Regions from separate parts of the Homo sapiens genome. Here region 2 is linked to region 1. Evidence: chromatin loops called from intact Hi-C (ENCODE). Cell type or tissue: sigmoid colon. All regions are shown on one strand. Each heading gives the region's core, and the rest is flanking DNA. Links, peaks and the distances in the headings are about the cores only.

Evidence for each region. A loop is a pair of places that touch in the nucleus more often than their neighbours do. Peaks named below come from ENCODE experiments on the same cell type or tissue, not always from the same donor. Only the 100,000 strongest peaks of a DNase experiment are listed, where the experiment ranks them.
Region 2: a loop joins it to region 1, with 1.8 times the contacts of the local background. A loop is called at or near these places in 1 of 110 quality-filtered maps.

The regions. Positions count from the first base shown.
Region 1 is chr3:188,388,810-188,391,622 of GRCh38, forward strand. The region is part of intron 3 of LPP (LIM domain containing preferred translocation partner in lipoma); the gene reads left to right. Among named protein-coding and RNA genes, the nearest start is that of LPP-AS1, 180 kb to the right of the region's middle. In sigmoid colon, for the core only: no CTCF peak of the experiment used is centred there; a DNase peak (open chromatin) is centred at 1,352; H3K27ac peaks cover 1,266 bases.
Region 2 is chr3:188,763,367-188,766,179 of GRCh38, forward strand. The region is part of intron 9 of LPP (LIM domain containing preferred translocation partner in lipoma); the gene reads left to right. Among named protein-coding and RNA genes, the nearest start is that of MIR28, 76 kb to the left of the region's middle. In sigmoid colon, for the core only: no CTCF peak of the experiment used is centred there; no DNase peak of the experiment used is centred there.

The sequences.
Region 1 (2,813 bases), core at 30-2,529:
CTTTTTCTGTAAAGGGCCAAGTAGTAAATATTTTAGGCTTTGTAGGCCAGATGGTCTCTGTCACAGGTCCTCAACTCTTTGTGCTGCAAAAGCATCAATAGACAATATGTAATATGTCTCATATATAAACAAATAGAGAATATGTAGGTTTATAGGAAGAGTCATAATATTGTGAATGTTAATTTCCTGACAAATCGTGTCCCATGGTGAATTTTATGAATCTTTCATTTTTTTGGCAAACTGTTTGAAAAAGCATTTCATGGCTATTTTAATTTATATTTCCCTGATTATTATTTAAGTTGTGTGTGTGTATGTATGTGTGTGCGTATGTGTGTGTGTGTGTTTGGTATATTTGTGTGCCACTGATGTCTCTTTTTATGTGAATTATAGGTAGAGTTAATTTATCTCACTTATTTCACCTCTCTGTCACCTGATGTCCCAATACCCTGGAGAGCTTTGTGATATCTACACCCCAGTACAGACTAATAGGTCACTGGTTTGCTTCAGAACTAGAACTTCTCCTGTGCCTTTGTGCCCAAGGGCCTGGGACTTGACTTTTGGCTCAGTTCTACTTGTCTGCTAACCTGACCGCTTGACAGTGGATTGAGGATGGAGGGCACTGAGCAGTTTTGGCTGTGCTTGACCTCCTGCTTAGTTTCCCTCCATGGTCTCTTAGAAATCTGAGACTGGGCGTGGTGGCTCACGTCTGTAATCCCAGCACTTTGGGAGGCCAAGGTGGGTGGATCACCTGAGGTCAGGAGTTCGAGACCAGCCTGGCCAATGTGGCGAAACGCCATCTGTACTAAAAATACTAAAGTTAGCCAGGTGTGGTGGCAGGAGCCTATAATCCTGGCTACTCAGGAGGCTGAGGCAGGAGAATCACTTGAACCCGGGAGGCAGAGGTTGCAGTGAGCCAAGATTGTGCCACTGTACTCTAGTCTGGGCAACAGAGTGGGACTCCGTCTCAAAAAAAAAAAAAAAAAAATGGGACTCCGTCTCAAAAAAAAAAAGAAAAGAAAAAAAGAAAGAAATCTGGGTGAGTTGTTGCCTGAATCTTGTCTGAACCTGCCTATCCCCTCTGGGTCCTGAAATCTAACTGTGGGTGAGATCTGCCTTTGCATTTCTGTTCATCCAGGTGAGCAAACCTGGAGTTTGGCCTCACTCTGTCCAATTGTGTTCCTTCCAAGAGATAAAACTGAGAAAGTGGTAAAGTCACTTGCATAAGCCACTTTCAGATCCATAGAGGACCCACAGCATGAGATTCTGACTGTTATTATTACAGAGGTAGAAGCGTCATTTTCTTGGAGCTGTGTCTCCGTGTCTTTGGTGTGCCACAGTCACAGGCCTGCTCCTGCCCCTCCCTGCAATCTTTCCATTGTTGTGTGTGGTACAGGAACTGAGACAATTATGACAGAGCCGAGCTGGTTTCTCTTCTCTTTTGGACATCATTGTTTGTCACAATTCTGATCACCATTTCTTCCTCTAGATCACAAAATTGTAAAATCACTGCTATATTTACATTTTCTTTTGCTGCCTGGGCTTTAAAAAGTACTATTTATAGCTTTCCTTTGAAATTCCTTTATTAATAGTCTTCCTTCACATGTATATCACTCTGCTATTTACAAAATGCTCTTACGTTTAGTATTTCACTTGATCAGCATAAACACCCATGGGATAAGCTAGGCAGGATTGTTGTCTCCATTTTACAGGTGAGGAAATTAAGGCTCAGTGAGGCCTGGAAGGCCCTGGCCTGCAGCCACTGCTGGACCGGGTGCCAGAACTGGGTTTAGACGTCTTACTAGATCTCTCTTGCTGTTTTTCTTTCCGTCTACAAAAACTCCTTCTCATTTATGAGTTTCAAAGATTTTCTTGTCTGACACATAAGGAAATTAGTGGCTTTTCTTGAGAGATCTAAGCATTACTGCATTTGCCTAATATTTCTTTTACTATACCTATTGGTCTGAGTACTTTAAGAGAAACCAGTGTCTGTAAATAATCTTCCTTCTTGTCAGACATGGAGGCAGAAATTTTCCAAGAAGAGAGAGACCCTGAAGACACTGTTTGTTCTCTGCTGTTCTTAACAAGTACTGCAACCACAATTTTGGATTTTTCTCCTCGAGGCTTTCTAGTTGTAGGCTGCCACAGAATACTTCGGGGTCACAGATTCCTATTCCCTTTTAAACTGTATCGGGCATGTGTGTTATGTGACCTTTGTGTTCTGACCTTCAGATTTAGGGAACTGAAGATTTAGGAAGTCTTGTTAGGACTTAAATCCAAGTAAATTCCCTCATGAGTACAAAGACTCATCTGTGGAGGTGTGGAATGTTGGAGAGAAAGGGACTTTCATTCATCTAGCCCCCTGGGTTAGAAAACAGGGCTGGTGAGTGATAGAGCTGAGGCTAGCGTGCGGAGATCAGACTAGATTCGGCTTTCTGCTGGCTTCCTCCATATCACTCAGTACTTCTGGAGTTGTAGCATGCCTCTTCCCCCTGGACTGGGAGCTTTGAGAGGGACGGCACTGGGTGTGCTCTGTGCACGGCTCTTCTAGAGGTGATCCAAGTGCTTTGCATAGGCACTCAGGATTTATTTGCTTGATGAATTTGAACCTGTCTGTTGTTGATAAAATATCATTATTGCCCATAAGGATCTTGAGGGAGTTTGTAAGGATCTTGAGGGAGTTTCAGTCAGGATTCACTATAGGAAACAAACCACTTTAGATATTTTAAGTGGAAGGTACTTAATACAGGGTGTTTCACAGAAGTAATTAGATGGACTGCATGGAGCAGAATCGAGGCTGTCTCCAGAAATGAATC
Region 2 (2,813 bases), core at 293-2,792, 370 kb after region 1:
AAATTAAATTTACTTCTGCCTAAATTGGTTGTTGATCAACTTAAGATCCTATTAAAATTAAAAATTTACATGATTTTGAGGGAAAATGCACCAGTAATGTCTGCAGCTTTGGTTCAATGATTTTTAATATTTTCCTGTGGTTTATTGAGTTTGTTCTTAATCTTTGTGCTTAAGTAGTTATGATTAAACAGTTTGATTCAGTATAGCATTGTAATTCTCTTTAATCATTTTACATATTTTGTTTTCTATTTTTTATTTATTAACATAATACAAATGTTCATATAGTTTTGCATTGTTAGTATTCATTTTTAGATTTTTATCTGTTTAGTTTTACATTTAGATTACACACTTCATTTTAAAACCATTTGCCAGTCAAAATGTATTGTGTGTTTTGCAATCTTTTAGAATTGTAAATAACATGCCTATAGATAGTTAATAAAAATTTTATTTTTTATTTTGAATTACATCCTTAGCATAAATTCTTTGATTTATATTACCAAATCAAATTTAATCTGGAGGACTTTTGCATTACCTTGCTAGATTTCTTTAGAAATATTTTTCTAATTTACAGAACCATCAACAATAATGAAACTATATGTTAAAATGCAAACTATCCCCTATGGCAGAAGTTTATTTATATTTTCTGAACTAATTTAATAAGCACATTATGTCTTAGTTATTTTAAGTTTGTGTAATTATTAGCAAAATCAATGAGATGCTTTTCTTCTTTGGTGATATGTCTCTTGAAAGCCTAGTTTTGGTTATTCTTATAGATTTGAATATGTAAACAGATTAAAGTAAAGATCACTAAAACTTTGTTAGGAAGTGATATAAATAGAATGTATTTATCCTAATTCTAGCTCTCCTGGTGTGACCTTGGGTAAATCATTTAGCTTCTGAGTATCAGTGTCCTCATTTACTAAAGGGAGATATTAATTTCTCCCATGTCTTCACAGATAAGGAATAAGCAGTTGTGATATTTTGTATACATGAAATTATTTACTAATATAAGTGCTTAATCTGATTAACAGAATTTTTATCATTGCTTTTTTTTTCCCCTTTAGTATAATGTGATACACTATAGAAACCCTCTAAATCTGGGGCAATTTCTTGGCTGTAGTTGCTATGGAAATACTGAAATAAATAAATGTCATGGAAGGAATATAAGGACACATATTAAAAGCGGAGGTTCATGCTTTGCTTAAGAAGATTTTTATGTTGGTATGAATATGAAGGGCAGCAACAGTGCCTCCTGCTTATGTACCCTTCTGCACATAAAGAGACAGCCTTACTCATAAGTATAGTTTTAGAAAAAGAATTGCTGTTTTATTCCTAGCATTACCAAGGAGTCTGGGCCTAGGGACAGAGTGCATCAGAAATTCTCAGCAAAAGTCTATTTATGAAGTGGCAGCCAAGGATCCTCCCCCAAACCAGTGCTTTTATTCCCAGTGGATGGACTCCAGGTCCTAACTCTCTGACAGCAGAAGGTGGTACAGACATTTTTACTAGAGTTGAAATCCAAATGACTAAAGGGCCTCTGGAAATAGGAGGCCAACTCCACAGGAGGCTAAACACTTTAAGGTACCTGAAACTTGGCGCATTAGTGACCAACACACTAGCAGCCTTTTGCTCCCTTATGTCATCAAATGGCTACAGTTAAAACATTCTAACTTGTCAGCCTACATTAAGAGGTAGTTTTGTACCTCTGCAGGAAAGCTGTTCTTTTATATACTCAATTCTTCTTAATAAAATGTTTTAAAAGCACTTATGGCCAGTGCTTTATGTGGATGTTGGAAAAGGAAGCAAGAGTTTGGACTAAACCTGAAAAATCCACATGAACTTTCTTCCTTTTTTTCTAATTGCCTACGTCTGCTCTCTCACCTCCAAGGAGTGTTTGTCTGTGCCTCTTGTCTCTCTTTCTGTCTCACACAACACACACACACACACACACACACACACACACACACACACACTTTCTTCTTGCTGTTACATCATCATTTCACCAGAACTCTCCTAGGAAGGAGAAAAATGGTTCAAGAAAGAGAAAAATTTGTCAAGCACTCTCTTGGGAAGTTAAGCATGTTACCCACTGGGAATAGTTATCTCTTCCATTCATACAGCCCCTTACATTTTATAATGCTACCGAGCATCTGTTGTTGCATGCTGTCATACCTAGTAGAGCCTTGTGAAATAGATCATGGGGAGATTATTAGTCTCATTTTACAAATGTGGCTCGGATGTTTTCAAAGTAAATGACAAAACAAAGACTATGAATAACTTTTATAATTTACACTTTATTGCTTGGCCCATACTAACATCCGTGCTAACATTCAGCAACTAATTTTTTTTTTCTTTTTTGAGATGTGGTCTTGCTGTTGTTGCCCAGGCTGAACTCAAACTCCTGGGATAAAATGATCTTCCTGCCTCAGCCTCGCAAGTAGCTAGGACTACAGGCTTGCACCACCACGTGCAACGTGCAACTTAATGTTCAACTCTTTTTTTTTTTTTTTTTTTTTTTTTTGGAGACAGGGTCTCTCTCTGTCGCCCAGGCTGGAGTGCAGTGGTATGATCTTGGCTCACTGCAATCTCCACCTCCCGGATTCAAGCAATTCTCCTGCCTTAGCCTCCTGAGTAGCTGGGATTACAGGCGCCCACCACCACGCCCGGCTAATTTTTTTATTTTTTCATAGAGACGGGGTTTAACCATGTTGGCCAGGCTGGTCTCAAACTCCTGACCTCAGGTTATCCACTGCCTTGGCCTCCCAAAGTGCTTGGATTACAGGCATGAGCCATCACACCCAGCCCATGTTAAA